3 separate regions of the Mus musculus genome follow, and all the other regions are linked to region 3. The links are chromatin loops, found by intact Hi-C in ENCODE. Cell type or tissue: gastrocnemius. All regions are shown on one strand. Each heading gives the region's core, and the rest is flanking DNA. Links, peaks and the distances in the headings are about the cores only. Region 1 holds the start of Rcor2 (REST corepressor 2). Region 2 overlaps Mark2 (MAP/microtubule affinity regulating kinase 2). Region 3 holds the start of Mark2 (MAP/microtubule affinity regulating kinase 2).

Region 1 (7,896 bases), core at 1,286-6,285, 81 kb after region 3:
GCTGCGCTGAGGATGCCCCGATCCCCAACGGAGGTAACCCTGCCCGACCCGACCCCACGGCAACCACGCCAGCCGGCTGGAGCCCCGGCGGCAGGACGGCGCGCACGGCGTGCGGCGCTGGAGCAGAGTTGCCGGGAGGCGGGCGGAGCGCAGCCGCGGGCGCCGCCTCGCACCCTCCCCGGCGCGCTCGCTCGCCCCGCCGCGCTCGCGCTACCGCCGCTCGCTCGCCCGCTCTCCGCCGCCGCTCGCTCCTCGCGCACACAATGAAGCTGCTGGCAGGGAAGTAGTGCCGGCTGCGGCCTCAGCACCCCTCCCCCAGCCGATGCCTCCGCCAGCTGAACATCTGGCCCTGGGGTGGGAGGGAGGGCCCGGGGGGCGGGGCCTGGGGCCGGGGCTAGACCTCCAGGGGGTGGGGTCAGGACCGGAATGGGGCGCACGTACCCCCCCCAGGGAGCACCCTTGGTGTCTCTGAGTTCTCAGACTTGGCCCTTTTGGGTAGACCCCAGTGCCCCCCAGGAGAAGCCCGGGGTCAGCCCCACCCACAAGCACACCGGTTCCACACACTACTGGGCTCTGGTTACTGTGGCCTGCCCCGGGGGCCCTGAGGCCGCCTGTCCGACCGCCCGGGTGGAGCCCAGCTTTTCCTTCCATTTCCCTTCCTGCCAAGGAACTCCCTGCCCCCCCTTCCGCAGGGGGATCCCCCCCTTCATGCGCCCTTGGGGGCCAAAGCGGATGGGAGGCCGGACAGGCGCAAGATGAATTTCTATAAGAGCCACTGGGCTAGAACCTGACTTCTGCTAGGTCTGTGGGTCCCCAGGGGTCACCCTAGTGTCTTTCAACTGCTGCAGTCTGCACCCAAAACAGTAGTATCAAAGATTGAGGAATGAGTATGAAAGGTAATAGGGCAAGTTCTGGGCTGAAAGGGGCGAGCTCCTCACTGGGTTCACTGTCACCCCAGCTGGAAGCAGCATCCCCCCTCCCCCCGGACAGGCACAGGCAGAGTGACAGACAGGGAAGCGGGTTGGGAGGCACAGACGGAGTTGGGGGAGGGGGTGGGCAGAGACTTTCAAAGCCAGACCCAGCCACCCTGCCAGGCACACAAAGAGCCAGCGCACTCACCGGCAGCAGCTCGAAGCCTGTGAGCTGCGCCTGTGCCCGTCCCCGCCGCCTGGGGCACGTGCTGCAGCTCACACAGGCCGAAGCCCCCGCCCGCTGTCCCTCCCACGGGGAGCCCGGACTCCTGGACACGCCTCTACCCGGGCACACCCGCTATGCCCAGATCGAGCCGAGCCTGCACGCGCACCCTCCTCTCCCTTCCCTTCCTTGGCCACTCTGTAATCAGATTCCTAAATTTAGAAGCAGCCCTGGCCCCAACCGGGGATCCCTGCCCCTACCCACTGGCTGTGGCCGACCGGCCTGGGTCCTGTGGTCAGGCCACGACCTGGCTGGGGCATCCTGTTCCTGGGGGCTCTTTGCCTGCGGCTGGCAGAGTCAGACACGACCCCGCCCGACTTCAGCACTGTCCGGCCACATAGGGCCACCCAGTCAGCGGCCACGTTGCCCGCCACACCTTGGGCCAAGGTTATGGGGCCTTTTTTCCTCCCCTTAAATCATGAGCTGGGCACCAAGCCTCAGGGTGGGGAGATCTGGGACAAAGAAAGAAAGAAAGAAAGAAAAAATGAACCAGAGGCAATCTGAGCTGAAGGGGTCTGTACCAAGAGGCAAAGCGACTTCCAGTGGCCCCTAGAAATGAGTGGCAGGGAGCCAGACCTGTCCCCAATACCTGTACCTTGTAGTGAGGTGCTCCTGTTTCTATCCCTTTGCCTAGCTAGCAACCATTGTGCACACCACACTCTCCTATGATGGCGTCTTTCTTGCTTCTGGCACCCATTAGGCAAGGCTTCTATTGGGTCCCCCCTCCTCCACTTGCCTCCTTCCATAGGAGAACCTAGGATCCCGGGCCAAGACCCCAAGACCTCAAGCATCAAGCTTAGTTCTTGTTTCCGTCCTCCAGGGCTGCCCCAGGTGTGCCAGCACAAGGCCTAAAGAGGATCCCAAGCCACAGGCTTCCCTTCTGTCTGGAGGCCACTTCTCCCACACACTGGGACCCAATACTGCTCTCACTTAGCCCTGGAGCCAGGCCCCCACCCCCGCCCACACACACCAAAGGAAGAGCCTGCTCTAGGGTGGGGGCAGGGTGGGGAGATTTATTTATTTATTTATTTATTTTTGAGGTAAGAGGGCTGTCTGAGAGCCCTGATATAGTGATCCTTCTGCCAAGGAGAGACACAACACGGGAGGGGCATCAGAGTTTAAGGACAACTGTGGGGGCCACAGGGTGCAGAAGTGGCTGGTTTCGAGTGATGTATTTCACCCTCAAGCTGCAAGGGCGCAGGAGAGAGGCAAGGTCCCACCCCTCCCACCTGCTGCAGCCGCCCCCTCCCCAGCTGGCCCCCTCTTTTGTGAGAAGGCACACAAAGGACAAGGGGCCCCGGCCGGTCTGGCCATCTGCTCCTAGCAGCCTGGAGGCTCTTAAAGAGACAGCTCCCCCTCCCTTGCGGCCCTGGGACTGTGGGGTGTGGCTATGCCACAGAACCCAGTCCAGGCTGTACCCCAGGTCCCACCCACTCTAGTTCCCCAAGTCCTAAGGTCAGGAATCTTCTTCCCTCAGGCGTGGGGTTCAGAGGTGCCATGTGGCCAGGGATCTGGGGTATGATAAGGGAGAGAGCCAGCCAGAGACCAGCCCCTCCTCTCATGCAGCCTGAGGAAGCTCAGAAGCAAGCAGCAAGAAGCTCACCTCCCTGAGGCCACCTGCAAGCCTGGCTAGAGCTCAGGTCTCCCGGGAATGCTCTCCCGCCATTTTGACGGATGAGCTTCTACTCTTGGCCCACGGGGAGGGAAGGCGAACACGACAGCGCCCTTGCCTTCTCTTAGGGATGGGAGCCAGGGCCCAGACTGCCTCACAGCAAACCCAAGCCCACAGCCAGGCACATTTATCCCCTGTGCTCTTCCTGATGAGGGATATGGGGCCTTGCTTGGCCTTATACAGGTCTCTGCCTGAAGCTTGCCTCTCTTGCCTAGGCTCCTGGGCCCTCAGATCCCCAGGAAAGTCTGCTCTCATCCAGGCAGGTCAGAGCATCTCATCGATTTACCACTTGGTTCACAGACACAAAACAAACGTGCTTGATAGCTCGTCATTGTCTTCACGGCTATGTTCTAAGAGTCTAGCATACAGCAGGCACTCAGCATTTGCTGAAAGAAACAGCAGACTTCAGGAGCTCACTGTCTTTTCCCCTTAGCTGAGCTCCTATGTGCTAGACCTGCTGAGCATCATGCCTCCTCTCTCTTCAAGGTGAGGCAGAGGGACAAGGGTTGAGCAGGGATGCTGGGAAAGAAAAGGAAGGGTGACCTTGGGTGAGCCACCGGGCCTCCCCTCCTCTCAAAGGCGGGGGCAGCTCCAGCCAATCCCTAATCTGCCAGCCCTGCCAGACAGACTGGGACTGTCCGGAGCAGAGGCTGGAGGCTGGCTGCTGTGGTGTGGTGCCTGGGACCCTCGCCAGGCCCTCAGTGGACACAGCCAAGGGGCTAAACTTGGGGAGGGCGGCAGGCTGGTAGGCCTAGGGTGGAGGAAGGAGAGTGGGGGACCCAGGCAAAAAACCTGGTAGAGCAGTGGGGGAGAAAGAGATGCTCCTCTTTCAGAGGAGGTGGATGTGGGCGGGGCCCCAGAGTGGAAGGAGCCTTGGGAGTTCTTCCTGGCCCCTTCAGTGTTCCTCAGACAGGAATGCTTCCTTCAGAGCCTTGTGTGCCCCCTGGGGGCTTCCTGACAGGCTGGGAACCCAGGGTGTTTCCTCCCTCTCTCTGGGCCCTGTTGGTGAGCAACACTCCCTCCAGCAACACCCACTCCACCCCCACTTGTGCAAAAATATAATAATGAGAGGTGACAATCCAGTGTTTGGCACAACTTCAACTCAGAGGCCAAGGGGGCTCTGGGCCAAGCCGAAGTAGTTATGAACTCGGAGATTTGGACCCCAGGTTTCCTGATCCCCAGGGCAGGGCCGGGAGATTTGATACCTGGAGCCAAGCGTCTGGTCTGGAGCACTAAGGGAGATGGGTCTGAAGGTCTTGGTTGACAGAAAAGCGACAGAGGTCTCCCAGACTACATAAGAGGCAGCTTCCAGCTCCAGTAAAGCTGCTTGAGTTCCAGAAGGTTTTTAGAAGTAAACGGCCCCTCACCCTCACCTGGATAACAGCTGCGCCCTCTAGCGGTGGCAGTCCAGCCCAGACTTCCCCAGGGCATGTGCCCTCCCAAGGAGGCTGAGTATTGCACCCTGAGGATCCAAGTTCCTGGACCGGGGACCTGGCCATTGGTGCCCAGCCACCTACCCTGGACCATAGGAGTCACTGAACCTTAGATTCATTCCCAGTAAGCCCTTCTCCAGAGCTACCTGTGAAAGGAGAACATGCTAGGCCAAAGCAGGGCCAGGAGCTCTGATCTAGGGCGACTCCCAGCTGTGCTCCTTGCTTGCCCGCTCTGACCCTCTGCTCCTCCACTCCTAAAAGGGAGTAAGTTTTCACCCCATCATTTATTAAAGAGGATCCACTAGCATCTCAGGTGGAATACAGCAAGCAAATCCTTCAATAGTGCTTGTCTTGTAGAGCCAAGATCCCACACAGCACCCCAGCAGGCAGACGAGAGGCTCACTGCAGCATGAAGTAGCCCACACACTGTGAACCAGCTGAAGGCCATTGCCTCTGGTCTAATGGACCCACAGAGGGACTCCTTGTTCCTCCTTGGTGACATCAGACCATCTGCAGCTTCCTTGTAGACTTACCAACAATTCCAGATTCCTACCTCAGTGACCCTGCTAGCCCATCATGAACACATAGCCCTATACAATGGCTTTAATGCTTCCTCCACTGTGGCCTGCTTCCTTCCATTCAGTAACCTTCCACCGCTCCCTATTGTCTCCCTGCAAAGCTTGCCCAGCCTGGTACTAGAAGGCTTTCTAGCCTGTGCCTAAGGGGTCTGTCCAGCCAAAGGAGTCTGTTAACCACCCCCAGAGCATCACCCTGCAAACACCAGCCCTAGAGGCAGTCCCTCATCACCAGAAGTGCCTTATGGATGATGCTCAGTTCTCATCTACTTCTTCAGGATTCATCCCCTGCAACCCTGACATCTGCCTCATCCTTGCCTCTGGACCCCGGGCAAACCCTTGTCCCCTTCCTCTCTCCAGCCTCTTTTGCCATGGCCTCCCTAAAGCTACTGCTGCCCCCCTCCCGCAAGCTAGGCTTCTTGAAATGGTTGTTCACACCTTGCCCTCACCTCCCACTCACTCCCCAACCCAAGCAGTGCCACCACAGAAACTGCCTGCCAAGGTCACCAGCAGTGTGGTTATCTCTAATGCCAAAGGTGTTAGGCAGGGGTCATTTTGCCCTGGGTACCCTGGACACGTCTCCGAAGCCTCAGTGGTTACCCTTGGGGCTCCAAGTTTCCCAACTCTCCAGGCTCCGATGCTACCACTCAGGCTTCAGGCAGCCCCAGCACTGTCCTCAGCCCAGCCCTAGCCCCAGGCTCCCTCTAGACTGTGAAGCTGACTACCAGGAAGTCTTCACCATCAACTGCCTTCTGTGCCTCCCTTATTTTTGCTCTCAGGTTCTAACTCTGCAAAGCTGCTGCTGACTCCTCCCCCACTGTCCAGCCTCATCCCCACCTCCTGGCCTCCTCTCTAGCTCTCTTCTAATCTGCCCCACATCTGATTTCTTTCTTATGTTTATGAGTATTTTGCCTGCATGTTTGTCTGTTACTATGTGCATGCAGTGCCCTCAGATGCCAGAAGAAGGCATCAGTTCCCCTGGAACTGGAGTTACAGTCGATTGTGAACCTCCATATGTGGGTGCTGGGAATCAAACCCAGGTCCTCTGGAAGAGCAGCCAGTCCACTAAACCACTGAGCCATTTTTTAGACTCTGTAACCTATTATTGACAGCCCGAGTGATCCTCCTAAAACATGACCAGATTAACTCAGTCCCCTGCTTCTCATTATCCTGTCCCCAAAACAAAATAGCAAGCTGGCTCAGTGGGTAAAGGTACTTGCCACCAAGTCTGACGACCTGAGTTCAGTCCCCAAGGGAGACCCACAAGGTAGAAAACAAAAAGAAATCCGGATTCTGGCAAGTTGTCCTCCAATTTCCACACTCTCAACATGGCACACACGCAAAGAGTGTTGTGTGGGGGTTTTGTTCCTTTGTTTTCCAACTTGACCCAAGCTGTTGTCCTCTAGGAAGAGAGAACCGTGGCCTGGAGAGATGGCTCAGAGGTCGAGAGAACTGTCTGCTCTCCCAGAGGTCCTGAGTTCAATTCCCAGCAACCACATGGTTGCTCACAACCATCTATAATGAGATCTGGTGCCCTCTCTGGCCTGCAGGTGTACATGCAGGAAGAATACTGTAGACATAGTAAATAAATCTTAAAAAAAGAGGGAACCAAAATGGAGAAAATGCCACCAGTATATCTGTGGGGGCATTGTCTTTTATTTTTATTTTTATTTTTTTATGTCTTTTTCAAGACAGGGTTTCTCCCTGGCTGTCCTGGAACTCACTCTGTAGACCAGGCTGGCCTCAAATTCAGAAATCTGCCTGCCTCTGCCTCCCAAGTGCTAGGATTAAAGGCGTGGGCCACCACCATCCAGCTAGGGGCATTGTCTTGATTAAAGGTTGACATGGAAGAGCTCAGCCACTGTGGGTGGCCTAAGAAAGCATGCTGAGCAAGCCATAGAGAAGCAATACAATAATCAACATTCCTGCTTGGTTTCTGCATAAGTTCCAGCCTTGACTTCTGGCTTGACTTTCTTCATTAATGGGCTGAATCCTGTCAGATGAAATGAACCCTTTCCTCACCAAATTACCCCCAGCATGCTGTCTTTATTGCAACAAAGAAAAGTGAATTTGGACTTTGCATACCCCAGGCTGATCTCTTGTCCTGCCTCTCTTCACCCCAAAGTGCTTTGGATTACAATCAGGTACCACAAAGCCTGTTTCTTTTATGTTGGTTAGAGCTTTGTGCATGCTATCTATGTAAGAACACTCGCAGCTACATAAGAAGTCTCCCTCAGGCTTGCTGGCTGACTTTGATCCTCAGGAAGAGCTGACCAGAAGGGACAGGATGGCTCAGTGGATATATTCACTTGTTCCTAAGCCTGACAACCTGAGTCTGATCCCCAGAGCATACATGACGGAGAAGAGAATCAACTCTTAGAAACTGTCATTTGGGGCTGGAGATGGCTCAGCAGTTAAGAGCACTGACTGCTCTTCCGAAGATCCTGAGTTCAAATCCCAGCAACCACATGATGGCTCACAGCTACGTTATACTCATATATACATAAAATAAATAAATCTTTTTTAAAAAAAGAAATTGTCATTTGACTGCCACATGCATCCTGTGACATTCATGCCTCCAACACACACACACACACGCACGCACGCACGCACGCACGCACGCACGCGCACACACACACACACACACACACACACAAACAAAATAGATGTAAAGAACATTTTTTAAAATGGAAAGAAAACCAACTGGAAAAATGCAGGCTGTCCTCTCAGCTCCTCAGGAAGCTGAGGCAAAAAGCACAAAGCTCAAGGCCAGGCTGGGCTACAGGGCAAGTTCAAGGGGCCAGACTGGGCTACAGGGCAAGTTCAAGGGGCCAGGCTGGGATAGGATCCAGGACTTAGGTCCAGCTTGGGCTACGGAGCAAAAAAACTGTCTTTAAAGGTGGGAAGGGAGTGATGGGTCTGGAGAGATGGCTCATTTGGTAAAGTGCTCCCTATATAAGCATTCAGTCTCTAGCACCTAAGCAACCTCATCAAAATTAATAAAAATTAAATTTAAAAAAGT
Region 2 (7,896 bases), core at 1,613-6,612, 66 kb after region 3:
TATTTAGATTCACAGCCTCCTAACCTGGTGGTGGCAGCGTCTCTCTTAGTTACCACTTTAACCTGTTTTAGAGATATCTCCATGGTACCTGGTTTAAGCCCTGGTTTCTCTGTGGGAAGGGATGAGTCTCTTAGTCTGAGTGTGTATTCTTTTTGGTATATATGCATCTTTGGGTAGGAAGGCATGAATTAGTCCTCTCTGAGGAAATAATCAACTTTCTGGAGTGGTCTGTCTTTGGTGTATTTGTTTCTGTCTGTCAGAGCATGTGTGAGCAGGAGCATCTGTCTCTATTAGTCTTGTAAGATGAAGCTTAATGTGAGCTTCTCTGGAAGGGCAGGGGGAGGCATGCAAGTGTGCCCATCCGGAGGTCTCCTCAGAACTCACACTCTCCTTTGAAGCCATGTTTCCCGTTCTTGCAGCTGGAAGGTGATACCATCACTTTGAAGCCCCGGCCTTCAGCTGATCTAACCAACAGCAGTGCCCCATCTCCATCCCACAAGGTTCAGCGCAGCGTCTCTGCCAACCCCAAGCAACGACGCTCCAGTGACCAGGGTATGTGCTCTTGGGAATCTCAAGTCAGGGACACCTTTATCCTGAACCCTTACAGGTTCTTTGGCTACGCTTCATATCTGGTTTATCTCCTTCGTAATAGCATGGCCATGGGCAGGTTAATAACTTCCCTCCATTTATATATGAAATGGAGCTATGATGCAAGAAAATGCCAAGCACACAGTGGGTCTGCAGGAGACCTGTAGTCTTACCCATTTTACATCACCCCATAGCCGTCCCTGCCATTCCCACCTCGAATTCCTACTCTAAGAAGACTCAGAGTAACAACGCAGAAAATAAGCGGCCTGAGGAAGAGACAGGGCGGAAAGCCAGCAGCACCGCCAAAGTGCCTGCCAGCCCTCTGCCTGGCCTGGACAGGAAGAAGACCACTCCTGCCCCCTCCACGGTAAGCCATGAGCTACTACCCCCTGCCCTGGCCTCCCTCCTGTCCACTGATCTTCCTTGCTGAAGCCTGGCCCTTGGCTGTACCTGAGCTTACTGTAGAAAGTGGGCTACAGAGCAACTTGGGACAAGGGCATCCAGTGGTCCTGGGGAAGAGTCTGACTGGGCAACACTGGTTCCTGTGAGACAGTACTTGCCCTCCATTTCCCACAGAACAGCGTCCTTTCCACCAGCACAAACCGAAGCAGGAACTCCCCACTTTTGGACAGGGCCAGCCTTGGCCAGGCCTCCATCCAGAATGGTAAAGACAGGTGAGTTATCTGGACTGCTTACCATGCTCTTGGGGGCCACATCACACAGTGGGCAGTGATACCTGTCAGTAGCATCATCTTCTGCCTCTCCAGAGCAATGTCCCTGGAGTCCTGTCCTGGCTCTGTTCAGTCTAGCCATCCACCTTCCTTCCCTTCTCCATGCCATCCCTCCTGTCCTCTTATCCTTGACGTTGCCAAGCATAGGGTACCAGTGAGCAGCGCGTTAAACTTGCTGGTTCTTGATCATGGCTAAGTCTAGAGTTGCTCATCTGTCTAGGTACATGGCTTTGTGTTTGGGACCCCAGCTCAGGACAGAGCCCAGAGTACTCATCTGAGGGTCTCCCTGCTGAGGGCTTCATTGTGGCCTCAGAAGCAAAGTTCCCCACCTTGCTTGGTATGTTACAATCTGGCTCCACCTCTTTTGAGCTTAATGAAAGTTTCTTCTTAGTAACAGCCTGTCCTTTGTACAGAGGGAAGAATCCTTGTTCTCACATTTTCTGGGAGACCAGTGTGGCTAGGACACAGTGACCTCCTGTCATCTTTTCCTCATTTTGGGTTTTCTTTTCCCAGGCTCTGGCCTAGCTGGTTGCTCACTCACGGAGCCCTCTACTTACAATGGCTTTACCTTAGCTCTCCCTGCCCGGAGCTGCTCTCAGGGCCTGACCTGCATCTGCAAGGCTCCAGCTGACTCTGGCCCTGCCCTGCTTCCTAACCCAGGCGCTCTGTCTCCCCATAACCCGGGCCTCTCGCTGCTTTTGTCTCCTAGCCTAACCATGCCAGGGTCCCGGGCCTCCACGGCTTCTGCTTCTGCCGCAGTCTCTGCGGCCCGGCCCCGCCAGCACCAGAAATCCATGTCTGCCTCCGTACACCCCAACAAGGCCTCTGGGTTGCCCCCCACGGAGAGTAACTGTGAGGTGCCTCGGCCCAGGCAAGTGTGCTGGGGTAGCTGATGCACATGTCCCCTGGCCTGTCCCACCCCTGCCCTGCAGTCTCTTCTCACCTGGGGGTACTGCCTCATTTTTTGTCAGCTACAAGAAAGTAGCTCTGTTTATCCCCCATGATCCTAGGACACAGATAATGTGATAGTAAGGCCTTTTCCTCAGTCCTCATCAGCAGGGGTACAGGAAGCTATCCTGAAGCTCCAGGTGGAAGGCAAAAAGCCAGAGAGCTCAGAACCTTCTAAGCTTTCCTTAGGGATAGACAGTTATTCTCATTGTCCCATTGTAGGTCCAGGGCCAGCTCTATCCAGCCTGTACTGCTTGCATACATGGGTCCTCCTGTCTCCCCTCCCTCCCTCCCTGCACCATCTCACTACTGTCCTCAGTGGTCAGTCCTTCCGTCTGTGTCCTCTGTGATGGCTGCGTCCTGCCCTAGCGCTCCCCGTCCCCGTCCCCGTCCCAGGGACTGATGTGCTTAGTGCTGGTGCCTTTCTGTTCCTTACATATGCTTTGCCCCTATCTCTCTCCATAGCACAGCCCCCCAGCGCGTCCCTGTCGCCTCCCCCTCCGCCCACAACATCAGCAGCAGTAGTGGAGCCCCAGACCGAACTAATTTCCCACGGGGTGTGTCCAGTCGAAGCACCTTCCATGCTGGGCAGCTCCGACAGGTGCGGGACCAGCAGAATCTACCCTACGGTGTGACCCCAGCCTCTCCCTCTGGCCATAGCCAGGGCCGGCGGGGGGCCTCTGGCAGCATCTTCAGCAAGTTCACCTCCAAGTTTGTCCGCAGGTGAGAGGGGCTGGGAGCAGACCTTCCCACTTGCGTGGTGGTTGGGATGGAGATAACAGAGCTGGGATTGGGGCCTCAGCAGGACTGAGAAATAGGGTTGTTTTCAACATCTCAGGCACCTAGACTCATCCTCTTAGGCCTTTCCCCAGCTCTTCTCAGGCACCCCTCATTCGATGGCCCCAAGCAGATGGGCGATGCCGCCTCCTCTCTAGGGGAGTGTGAACTCAGATGCTAAAATAAAAGCCCCCTCTTCTCTCCTGGGTTCCCATGGAAACTTATATTTGGTGACGCAGCTGCAAAGTCATGAGGCATGAGCCAGGCAGGGTTGACAAGATTTTCCAGTCTATTCTTGCCCCCTTTGACCTCCTTCCCCTGTTTGCCCTCCCACAGGTAGATAATGTCTGGCTCTAACTATATTCTTCTGCCCCAGGGTTTCCCAGGGCAAAGCCCACAAATAAACTGGCTGCTGAGGGCTGCAGTGGCCTCTCGTGCAGCTCCAGGGTTCCCGTGCCTTCTTGGCCTAGACCCAGGTGGGGAATCTCTTCATGAGCCTCTCATGCCTGAGCCCTCATCATAGAGAGGAGTGGTTTAAGGTGGTTTGGGATCTCCTGGGGTACTCTGTTCCCCTTTGTACCCTGCAGTCTACACTGCTGAGAGCCAGGTGGGCTCTTTGAGAGCAGACCTACTCACCCTGCTGCTCATTCCTTTACGTATCCAAGCCGCAAGTCATGGGGGAGGCTGCAGGGCGAACAGAGCTGAAGCAGGACTCTAGGCTCGCTGAGCGGCTCTTCTACAACTGGGGAGACCCTAGAACCTGGAAAGCCCACCCCCACCCGCTGTCCACACACCGTCTTGTTGGTTTTTTGTTTTCTGTTTGTTTGTTTGATTGGGGTTGGGTTTTTTGTTTGTTTTTGGATTTTTTTTTGGTTTTCGTTTTTTGTTTTATTTCCTTTTTTATTTTGTCTTTTTTGTTTGTTTTTTTTAGAAATCTGTCTTTCAGGTTTGCCAGAAGGTAGGCGTTGAGCCCGCTCTGTATGTGTGTCTGTCTGTCAGTCTGTCTGTCGGTCCTGCCTCCATCACTAACTCCCCCATTGGCTGATGCTTCCTGTCTTTCTGCTGACCTTGTCTATGTGGACCTCTGTCTGCTATCTTAAAGGGATGATGACTTCTCTGGTGGGGCCACAGCCCTAAGCTGATCCCTCTGCCCCTGCCCCTTCACACTGGCAGGACTTGGAATACATAGTCCCCTGAGAGGACATTTTAGGTCCCTCGGAGCAAATGGCTTTGAAAGTGAGGGGCCTCCCTTGGTCTGCAGGTGCTTGTCCTCAGAAGAGAAGAGACCTCAGGGACTCTGTCTCCCTTTAAGATTGTCTCCTCGTACCTGCCCAGGTTTGGGTCATATTGGGCTCCTTCCCCTTGTTGTGTGCATGCGCTACAAGTAAGCTCCACGGGGTTGAGGCGTATCTGGAATGGCGTCTCATTTGGGGGTGTCCTGGGCTCGCTGAACCTCAGGGCTGTGACCTGTCTCCCATGGACCGTGGAGGTACTACAGGGACATTAGGGTCCCTTGGCTAGTCTGACTCCTCCAGGCCCCCCAAACCTTTGCCTCATAGATGTAGTATAGCACCCCCTTCTGGTGGATGCTGCAGAACTGACCCAGCCCACCCTGGCATAGCATCTGGGCGCTCACGCTGCTCTCCTCTGGGCTGTTTCCTCCAGATGTCGCCTGAGCCTGCCAAAGAGCCAAGAGCTGGATATTCTCAGGCAGGGGTCATTCTGCCGCCAGGCCCTGGTGGAACAGCAGGAGGCCCACACCCTGCTCCTGCATCTCCCTTCCTGGGACAGAGCCTGGCTTGTTCAGCCTGGCCATGTCCTCTGCAGGCCTAGGTACGCCAGGTACTAAGCTGCAGACCAAGGGCCAGATTGGGAACTCTGGATTTGCCTGGCAGGTGCATTGGCTCCCCAGCTGAGGGAGAAATGGGCCAGATGTGATCTTGAGATATCCCTGCCTACCCACCCCACCCCAGCTCACTGCATGGCTGGCAGGGGCTGCCCCACAGGGGCCTGGAGAGAGCAGCTGGAGCCCTTCCTTTGTACACCCGGGCCCTGCTCACAGTGTGCTCATTGGCATCTGTGTCTTGTGTCTTCCTGCTCCTTTTACATGTGCTGCTGCTGCTGCTCTCTCCTTCTCGTCCCTCCTCTTCCCTATAGCCCCCAGTATTCCAGCTCTGGGCACTCATCTTCCTGGCAGGAGCTGGAGAAGCCGCTCAGCAGGGCCAGACCTCTTTCTCACCTCCCTAGAGCCCTGCCCAGCCCTTGCTTTGTGTGAGCAGCCAGCCTGGCAGCCAGCAATAGGGGAGTCAGCACAGTGGCCTTGCCCACTGGGCCATAGGCACCAGACCCAGGTGTCTGCCTGACAGTAGTTTTGACACAGTAAGCCTCTTAGGAGGCTTTCCGCCTTCTAAGACTGACAATATGGCCTTTACCTCCATCTCCAAAAAAAATGACACCCCAGTTATTGGCACAGAAATTTGCTCCCAGCCCTCATTCCAGTAGCAGGCTTGAGCCTGGGTGGATGCTGGAAGGGAAACTGCTGGTGTTGGGCCATGTGCTTGGGGCCATGTGCCTGCACAGCCACACCCTCCTCCCCCAGAGCTGGGGCTCCTTCCATCAGCACTGATCTCTGGGAATGTGGGGAGGGACAGCCCCCTTGGGGTTCCTTGTCAGGGGCAGTCAGGCTGCCAGTGTGAGGCACTGCAGCGTTGGCCTGCAGGTGACTGGCAAGTAGCATTTGGGCGTGGGTCCTGCCCATCCACTGGTGGCATGTCCCCAGACCCAACCTCACCTGGGTCTGCAGGGTGGAAGGAGCGAGAGATCCCAGACTAAACTCTTCCTCGCTCTGTTTTTTGAGGAACCTGAATGAACCTGAAAGCAAAGACCGAGTGGAGACGCTCAGGTGAGAGGGCTGGAGCCAGCCCAGGCCACCGGGCCTGCCACAGCCTCCTGCTCCTCTCTTCCTCTTGCCGTTGGCTTTCTCTGGCAATTCTGCCCTGCCTCCTTCTTGAGGGCTCCCTTTCCTCAGAGAATTTCCCTTTCTCACGTGTACCTGCAGTAGTTCTGAACCCTGCTTGGGTCCTGGTGCATTACGGATCCAGAGCCCTGGCAGGGAGGGGTTCCTACTCCAGGTTCCTACCCCTGCTGGCCTTGCTGCTCAGCCTCTGCCTCAGCCTCATGGAGGACAGTCTGCTTGGTGCTGCTCAGTGCACTTGTTTCCTGCCTGATCCCCTAAAGAAAAGAACCAGTCACAGCATGGACTGTCACCCACCCCAGTTGGCCTCTTCTCACCCCTCCATCCTGAGAGACAAGAGCCAGAGGCCTCCCATGTCCCAAGTGCCAGTGCAGGACAAGGGACGAGCTGCTCCCTCTTCGGCTGCTGCTGCACTCTTTCCTGCTTTCCTCTCTGGTCTCAGGGTCTGTCTGCCAGGGTGGTTCTCTATGGGTGGGATGCTCAGCTCCCATCTTATGCCTCCCTCTGCCCTCTCCACAGACCTCACGTGGTAGGCAGTGGAGGCACTGACAAGGACAAGGAGGAGTTTCGGGAGGCCAAGCCTCGCTCCCTGCGCTTCACCTGGAGCATGAAGACCACGAGCTCTATGGAGCCCAATGAGATGATGCGGGAGATCCGCAAGGTGCTGGACGCCAACAGCTGCCAAAGCGAGCTGCACGAGCGGTACATGCTACTGTGCGTGCATGGCACACCAGGCCACGAGAACTTTGTGCAGTGGGAGATGGAGGTGTGCAAACTGCCCCGGCTGTCTCTCAACGGTGTTCGGTTTAAGCGGATATCGGGCACTTCCATGGCCTTCAAAAACATTGCCTCCAAAATAGCCAATGAGCTGAAGCTTTAACAGGCTGTCAGGAGGGGCAGCAGAGGCCCACCAGTGGACTTGGCTGCTTGGGCCAACCCTGCATCCCCCTGGGAGAAACTGCAGGATGAATTGGTGTGTCTCCCCTGCTGGCACTTGTCCCCTTCCAGGCCCTTCTCAGTTTTTTTCTTCCATGTTTGTGGGGGATGGGAAGTGGTTCTTCTCCCTCCCACATTCACCCCTGCCCAGAAGTCCCTCCCTTCCCCCCTGCAGGAGGCAAAGGAAGGGGAGGGGGCTGGGGGGGGGCAGGGCTCCCCCTCGGTACTGCGGTTGCACAGAGTATTTCGCCTAAACCAAGAAAATTTTTATTACCAAAAAAGAAAAAGAAAAAAAAAAAAATCCCAGCGGCCACCTTTCCTCCCTGCCCCATTGGGACAGTCAAGACTGGATCTGTGGGGCTCCTGGGAGGGTGGCTCAGGGCTGGAACACTCTCAGGCAAGAGTGGTGGAGTTCCCTGGCAGGCCCTCCGCCAGGCCCTCTTTGGGCTTCTCCCCTCTCCCCACTTCTTCCCCCCTTCAAGCGACCCACCAGAGGTGGCCTTCCCCTGCCCCCAAGCCCTTGGGCTTACAGGCCTTTACACTGAGGCCCAGTTGGGGGTACTGCACAGCCCTGGAGAGGGTGGGCGGTGGGACCCTGGCTCCCTCCACACCATATCCTCTGTCCTTCCCCAGAGCTGGGCACTTCCTTCCATGAGCTGCTGTGGGGACATGGTTCCCCTTCTCAGAAGTCTGTGCCATCTTCAGGCAGGCTAAACCCAGTACTGGTAGAGGGGAGGGGAATGGGCCATGGGCTCTCAGCCCCCAGGGGGCAGCTTGGGAACAGGGACACAGCTTCTCCGTTCTGGGAGTCTTTGTCTGAAAGCACAGCCCCTCACCATCCCCCTACTGCTTCCCCTTCCTTGGCATTAATCTGGGCACCGTTCTCATCTCACAGCCTTGCCTTTTCTTCCTGGCATTGCCGCCCCTCCTCTCAGGAGACTG
Region 3 (7,896 bases), core at 1,094-6,093:
AACCAAAAACAAAACAAACAAACAAAAGAATGAGCCACCACACTCACCTTCTTGAAATCTTTCTTCAAATGTCACCATCTCTGCAAAGCTTTCAGTGACCTTACCGGTTCCAGTTGGGGCTAAGGGTGTGGTTCAGTGACAGTGACACTGGGGTTTAGCAGTTTCCAGCAGATTCCCTCCCAAACTGAAAACAAACAAATGTCTGTCATGCAACCTGCTTTCTCTTTTCACTCTGAAACACAGACACATCTTGGTTGGTTCTTTATGGTTGGTTGGTTTGTTGTTGTTGTTGGTGTGTGTGTGTGTGTGTGTGTGTGTGTGTGTGTGTGTGTGTGTGTTGAGGGGGAGGTTTGAATTAGTCTCATGTAGCCCCAGGTTGGCCTCAAGCTCCCCATGTAAGGGAGGATGGCCTTAATTTCCTGATCTTCCTATTTCTATTTCCCAAATCCTAGGATTACAGAAGTCTACCACCATTCTGGGTTATGAAGTGCTGGGGACTGAACCCTGAGCCTGTGCTGGACCTGCATATCCAGCCTCTGCTTTGTTTTGGTGTGGTGTGGTGTGGTGTGGTGTGTGTGTGTGTGTGTGTGTGTGTGTGTGTGTGTGTGTGTGTAGTAAGTGCACCTGAGTATGCAGGCATGTAAACCTCACACACACCAAGGCCAGAGGGTATCAGTGAGTCAGTTCTATGCCTTATCCCTTTGAGATCGGGTCTCTCACTGACTGTGGAGCTGGAATAGCTGGCAGGTCTTACCAATCTTTCTGGCTCTACCCTACTGCATCAGAAGGGGGCATCAGATCTCATGGTTGTGAGCCACCATGTGGTTGCTGGGATTTGAACTCAGGACCTTTGGAAGAGCAGTCGGTGCTCTTAACCGCTGAGCCATCTCTCCAGCCCCTGACAATTTCTTATATGCGTACAATGTATCTTGATCATACTAACCCCCTTCTCCCCTCTCACTCCTGTGACATCCCTGGATCCCTGGCAGCCTCCTTCTTTCTTTTCCTTTTCCCTCCCCTCCCCTCCCCTCCCTTTCTTCTTTCTTCCTTTCTTTCTCTTCCTTCCTTCCTTCCTTCCTTCCTTCCTCCCTTCCTTCCTTCCTTCCTTTCTTTCTTCTTTTTTTTTTTTTTTTTGAGACAGTTTTCTGTTATATCCCTGGCTGCTCCAGCTCTTGTTTTATAGACTAGACCAAGTTGGCCTAAAACTCACAGAGATCACCCTGCCTCTGCCTCCAGAGTGCTGGGATTTAAAGTGTGAACCGATGTGACAAGCTGCTTGTTTGTTTCTTTGTTTGTTTTTTGTAACCTCATAACTCCAATTAGTGCTACCTACCATAATGTTGATTGAACTCATCGGTTTGATCATGTGCAGGTCTTGTGTGCATTCATGAGTGCCACAGCCCTGCCATGTCCAAAAGGCAGCATTCTCCAGCTCTCGCCCCCAATCTCTGGCTCTTCCGTTGTTTTCTGGGTCCTTTTGAGAGACTTTCTGAGTCTTTCATGATGGTGGTTGTGGGCTTCTAGTTGTTTTCTACAACATTAATGCTGCTTGTTTCTGATGTTTATCTTCTCATTGGATAGTTTGCCCCAAGGTACACAGAACTTAGTTTAATTGTTCACTGACTTACTTGAGGAGCCAGGAAAGCACCTGGCTCCTAGTAGTTGCACAGTGAAGATGTGTCAAGTGAGTTTGAAGATTTAGAGAGATGGGGCAACAATGACTATTAATAAGAACAAGGTAGCTCCAGGCAGCCACTCACCTGATGGGATCTGAGCTGGATCTTGAAATACCTGTAGAAGCTGAGGGAGGTATATGGAGAAAGATCAGCCCCAACACAGGTATGGCACAGAGCGCTTTCCGTTGCTCATGTAGGAGTGAGATAGACCTCTCTACCAAGGATACTTATTTAGAATGGTATTAGCCAGGCAGTTTGAGGCCATATTGAATCAAGTTTGCCATGTCAGACAAAGCTTTCTCCCATAACCAGCACCACCTACATAATATGTGGGGCACTGTAAAGAATGAAAATGAGGGGGTTGGGGAGATGATAACTCAGTCATATGTTGCCATGAAGACACGGGGACACCGGGCAGTGGTGGCGCATGCCTTTAATTCCAGCACTTGTGAGGCAGAGGCAAGCAGATTTCTTTTCTTTTCTTTTTTTTTTTTTTGGTTTTGGTTTTTCGAGACAGGGTTTCTCTGTGCAGCCCTGGCTGTCCTGGAACTCACTTTGTAGACCAGGCTGGCCTGGAACTCAGAAATCTGTCTGCCTCTGCCTCCCGAGTGCTGGGATTAAAGGTGTGCGCCACCACACCCGGCCCACAAGCAGATTTCTTAGAGGATCTCTGTGGATTTGAGGCCAACCTGGTCTACAGAGTGAGTTCTAAGATAGCCAGGGCTATACAGAGAGACTTTCTCTTAAAAGAAAAACAGAAATACACAAAAACACAAACAAACAAACAAGGAGCTGGACAGCGCGCTCAGTACTTAAGAGCACTGACTGCTTTTGCAGAGGACTTGAATTCAGCTCTCAGCATCCAAATTGTGATGTATAAACCATCTATAATGTGACATCCCTCGCATCCGCTCCAGGAGGTCTAACACCCTCTTCTGATCTCAGAGGGCACCAGGAATGCAGAGAGTGGTCAGATGTACATGCAAACACAGAGGTAAAACGTTCATACACAACTCTCAAAAAGAGATCAGAACAAAAAGACAAGGTGGTTGGTTGGTTTGGACATAGCCTTCAGCAGGCAAATTGTTGTGAATTCAAGGTCAGCCTGGGGTCTATATAGTGAGTTCCAGCATAGCCTGGGCTGCATAGTGATATTCTGTCTCAAAAACAAAAACAGACAGACAAAATGAAGTTGGAAAACTGGTGAGATGGTTTAGTGGACAAGGCTCTTGCCTCCAGGCCACTCTAGTGGAAGGAAGAGCCAACTCCCACAGGTTGTCCTCTGACCTCCACATGTATTCTGTGGGATATGCACATACACACGGACACACAAATCAATAAGTGTAAACAACGACAAAGACCAAAATAGAGAGTAAGAAAAGACACTGAAGTTCCATTGTGTAGGCACTGGCATGTTTTTAAGTGTATCCACGTGCACATGAGCACAGACATATACATTGATGCACACAACACACACACACACACACACACACACACACACACACACACTAAAATAGGAGTCTTCTTTGCTAAAACTTTTTTTTTTTTCATAAGAATGACAACTTTAGCTGGGCAGTGGTGGCGCATGCCTCTGATCCCAGCATTTGAGAGGCAGAGGCAGGCGGATTTCTGAGTTTGAGGCCAGCCTGGTCTACTGAGTGAGTTCCAGGACAGCCAGGGCTACACAGAGAAATCCTGTCTCGAAAAAACAAACAAACAAATGACAACTTTACATCAAATCAAGTCCAGAGGCCTTCCTAGAACAGGGCTGCATGTGACTACATAGGCAAATGGCCACAAAGTGAGCCTTGCCTTAAGCCTACTGGGGAGTTGAGGACGGTGTTCTAGCCCAGTACAAATGTCACGGGAATTAGACTTGATATTCTGCTGTGTCCAGAGGCTGGATCAGAAGGAGTCTGGGTGGGCCAACTGGTTTAACAGCTTGTGAGAGGAGGAGAAGTGACCAAGAGGAAGATCAGGGCTTGAGTGGCATCTTGATGAAGCAGAGTCATCTAGGGTCAGGAGAAGCTCCCTGGATGCCTCTGCCTTTACCTTTCAGTGTCCTCTCTCCCTGCTCTTCAGACTTTGGTCCTAGAAGTGACGTCTAGCACAGGCTCGGCAATGTGACTCCCTTTGGCCACCAGAGGGCAGATCATTCTCATGTTTGAATTTGGGGTGGGGGCGTGGTGTGGCCTCCATCCCTTTCCCCATCACTCTACAGCATTGCTTTCCCAGCTTCTTTCTCAGAGGTGGTGCTGGTGTGGAGCTGGTGGGGGGCATGGGGAGGCTTCCTGGAGTCCTGTGGATTCCTTTGCCTTACAGAATGCCTCCTTCCTCCTCCCTGCACCTGCACAGCTCTCACTGTGAGCAATTCTTGGGTGCCACTCAGCAATTCGGTCAGTCCTTTCCCTATGACCCTGGGAGCTCTCTCAGTTTCTTCACATTCATGGACCCACACTCTATCCCTCCTGTTGAGTTTAGGGTGAGGGTCAGGGGCATAGTTCCAGCTTCTATGGAACCATGGGCAGGGATAACTTGAAACAGAAGTCAGTCTGAGTTGAGCTATTACCTCTGCTTGGTGGGACTCCAACAGTGTGTTGTCATCTACAAAATCCATGCTTGAAAACTATAATCAGGGCTGGAGAGATGGCTCAGTGGTTAAAAGCACTCACTGCTCTTCCAGAGGTCCCGAGTTCAAATCCCAGCAACCACATGGTGACTCACAACCATCTGTAATGGGATCTGATACCCTCTTCTAGTGTGTCTGAACAAGGACAGTATGTAGTTACATAAAATAAATAAAACTTATATAAGAAAAAGAAAACTATAATCAAGATACAGTTAAAATGATACTTACAAAAGTCTCGTAATGTTTTAAGCAAGTCCATGGCTTTATGTTGGGTACAGAACGGACAGATTTGGTAAACTCCAGAGGAAAGGGAAGAGTGGGCTCTGGTCCTCCATGGACTTCTGTTAAGAGCTGGGAGCTTTCCAAAGCTGAGAAAGACCTCAGAGTTGTTGAATTCAACAAACCCACTTATCAACAGGGAGACTGAGGCCCAGAAAAGGAAAAAGACATCTTCAAGAGGTCTGGTCCTTTCATTGCACTATTCTGAGGTTTTGCCATCCTCCCTCCTACCCTCATACCAAGACAGGGACTTACTATGTAACACAGGCCATCTCGAACCTCACTATGTAGAGCAGGCTGACCTTGAACCAACAGAAATCCACCTCCATCTGCCTCCAAGTGCTAGGATTAAAAGCATGCCACCTTGCCCTGCTGGGGAATGTGTTTTACATTTTAGTTTTAGTTTTTAAACCTTTTTTATTTTTAGAGTTTTACCTGCTAGCCTGCATACCCACTATGCACATGTAGTGTTCATGGAGGCCAGAAGAGCTTTGTGAGCCCCCATGGGACCAAACCCATGTCCTCTGAAAGAGCAGCAAGCTTGGAACTACTGAGCCACCTCACCATCTACTTGTCTTTGTGGTTTGGTTTGGTTTTAGAGATGGGTGTTTACTGTGTAGCCCTGCTTGTCCTGGAACTCATTATGTAGGCCAGGCTGGCCTCGAACCATCTTTTCTTCTGCCTTTGTTTCTCTCTCTCTCTCTCTCTCTCTTTTAAAAAAGATTTTATTTATTTATTTATTTATTTATTTATTTATTTATTTATTTATTATATGTAAGCACACTGTAGCTATCTTCAGACACTCCAGAAGAGGGCATCATCTTGTTATGGATGGTTGTGAGCCACCATGTGGTTGCTGGGATTTGAACTCTGGACCTTCAGAAGAGCAGTCGGTGCTCTTACCCACTGAGCCATCTCGCCAACCCCCTTTGCTTCTCTCTAGTGCTAAGATTACAGGGGCAGACCACCATACCCAGCTGGAGGAATCCTTTTTGGTTGTCTGTTTTATTTTATTTTATTTTTCGTTCTAGAGATTGACCCCAGGGCCTCCTTCATGGCATGGGAGTTAAAGCTCTCCCACTATCCTACAACCCCAGGAATCCTTATCGTCAACAAGTGCCTATTCTTTTGCCATGAGTTTGTCTTAGAAGGGAGATTTGAAATGAAAATGAAAATGAAAATGAAATGGTCTCTCCAAGCCGGGCGTAGTGGCGCACGCCTTTAATCCCAGCACTTGGGGGGCAGAGGCAGGCGGATTTCTGAGTTCAAGGCCAGCCTGGTCTACAAAGTGAGCTCTAGGACAGCCAGGGCTACACAGAGAAACCCTGTTTCAAAAAACCAAAAAAAAAAAAAAGAGATGGTCTCTCCAGACTTAAACATTGTAGAATATTTTAAAAGTCATTTAGGGCTGGGCATGGCAGTGCACACTTGCAATCAAAGTGGTGAGGAAATGAAGGCCGGGGATCAGTAGTTCAACCATCCTTGGTTACATATCATGGCCAGCCTGGGCTACTTAATACCCTGTTTCCAAAAAAAGCAAAAACAAAAGAACAACAAAAACTTGGATGGACAGGGTGGTTGGTGCACACCTTTAATCCCAGCCCTTGGGAAGCAGAGGCAGCTCCAGGAGTTCTTGGTCAGTCTGGTCTACAGTGGGAAACTGTGTCATAGAATCGAAACTAACAGCAGAAAGGAAATGTTATGTGTAATTTAAAGAAATATTTATTTGTATGTGCCTATGTTTGTGCTTTTATGGGTTTATGTGTATCACTGGCATGCGGGTGCTGGTAGAGGCCAGAGGGCATCATTTCCCCTGGAATTGAAGTTACAAGGGGTAGGGAGCCATCTGATGTGGATGCTGGGACCTGACCAGATTCTCTGGAAAATAGTACAGGCTCTGAATGAGCCAGCATTCTGACCTATGTTGTAGTATTTATCTATTTAACTTTTGTGTATATGAGTGTTTAGCCTGTATGTACGTCTGTGCAACCTAGTGGAAGCCAGAAGGTGTCAAACCACCTAGAACTAGTTAGACAGTTGTTAACCACCATATGGGTGCTGGGTACTAAACCTCAGTCCTCTGGGAGAGCAACCAGTCCTTCCTCTTGACTTCTGAACCATCTCTCCAACTCATTTTATATATATACATATACATACATATGTATATATATTATACACACACACATATATACATATATAATTACATTTTTATTTAGTGTATAGGGTAGCATGCTCATGGAACAATGTTTTAGACTTGGTTCTCCCCTTTCACTATGTGGATCCCCATGGATCAAACTGAGTTATTTTGCTGGCCTTTGTTATGTGATTCCATGCCAAGATCACGCAAGCATTTTTCTCAATACTGAAAAAAATACTGTACCTTAAAGGTGTGTTAAGTTTCAAGGACGCTGACCCAGTGCCTGTCCGACCTGGTGTCTGTCCCAGGCTTTACAGAGGAATGAGGGGACTGACTCAATATAAGGCTGACATAGACTTCTAGAAGCCAAGATAGTCGCAAGATGGGCGGGTGTGCAAAGCAGGAGACAGGCAATAGGATGACACTACACTTGGCAGTTGACTCACACGTTGATAGCAAGGTTGAGCGATAAAGTGGGTTTTATGAGCTAAACATGCGGATGGGAAGTTGGCGTTAGGCTCAAAGGACATCAGTTGTAGGAACAGCTAATAGCGGTATTTTCTAAGTCAAACAACAGGTACAGGTGACCCACGCCTGTTCAAGGTTTGAAAATAACCGAAAACTGACGGAAAGAAACGAAGAGATAGATTCTTAGCCTCGGCAGCTCTCGGGTGTTGCCGGAAATGGCTGACTACCGCTCTCGGCCGAGCGACGGAACGGGGGCGTGGCCGGTTTAGCACACGCGGAGCCTCTTCGGCTGTTTCCGGAAACTGCCGAAAGCTTGCTCCAAGTGGGCGGAGAAAGGCCGGTAGGCGTGGCTGCTGGTTGGCTCTGGAGGTGCGGGGAGTCTCTTCGTGGATTTCCGTAAACAGAGCCGAACCTCGGTCTTCGGAATCTAGGAGGTGCGCGCGTCCCCGGGGATTACCTTCTTCGGTAGTTTCCGGAATTCACCCATCGTCTGGGCCGAGAGGAAAAGGCTCTTCCCCCTCCCGTTCCTAGTTGTTTCGGATGTTTCCGGCTCTTGCCGGCGGAAAGAGCCGAGGGCTGGCGGTGGTGGCGGCCATGTTGGGAGCAGCAGGTCCGGCGGCGGCTGCCTGTGTGTCGGGCGCGGAGCAGTGCGGCTGAGGGCAGGGGAGGAGCGAGGCAGGCGGCCGGCTGCGGCGGTTGAGAGTAGG

Evidence for each region. Peaks named below come from ENCODE experiments on the same cell type or tissue, not always from the same donor. Only the 100,000 strongest peaks of a DNase experiment are listed, where the experiment ranks them.
Region 1: it touches region 3 in a loop (4-fold over the local background); 27 of 42 quality-filtered maps call a loop at or near these places.
Region 2: a loop joins it to region 3, with 2.3 times the contacts of the local background. A loop is called at or near these places in 24 of 42 quality-filtered maps.

Annotation. Positions count from the first base shown.
Region 1 is chr19:7,260,648-7,268,543 of GRCm38, reverse strand. Rcor2 (REST corepressor 2) reads right to left here and starts at 265. Exons shown (of 12, transcript NM_001320554.1): 1 at 1-265. In gastrocnemius, for the core only: a CTCF peak has its summit at 4,268 (motif pointing left); DNase peaks (open chromatin) are centred at 2,517, 2,833, 3,523, 4,262 and 2 more places; H3K4me3 peaks cover 431 bases; H3K27ac peaks cover 1,850 bases.
Region 2 is chr19:7,276,092-7,283,987 of GRCm38, reverse strand. It overlaps Mark2 (MAP/microtubule affinity regulating kinase 2), which reads left to right. Exons shown (of 18, transcript NM_007928.3): 12 at 420-552; 13 at 783-955; 14 at 1,165-1,262; 15 at 2,029-2,190; 16 at 2,733-2,990; 17 at 5,902-5,946; 18 at 6,538-7,896. The coding sequence ends at 6,898. Among named protein-coding and RNA genes, the nearest start is that of Rcor2, 12 kb to the right of the region's middle. In gastrocnemius, for the core only: a CTCF peak has its summit at 4,641 (motif pointing left); DNase peaks (open chromatin) are centred at 4,699, 5,287, 5,669, 6,415 and 3 more places; H3K27ac peaks cover 817 bases.
Region 3 is chr19:7,341,494-7,349,389 of GRCm38, reverse strand. It overlaps Mark2 (MAP/microtubule affinity regulating kinase 2), which reads left to right and starts at 7,530. Exons shown (of 18, transcript NM_007928.3): 1 at 7,530-7,896. In gastrocnemius, for the core only: a CTCF peak has its summit at 3,825 (motif pointing right); a DNase peak (open chromatin) is centred at 3,840.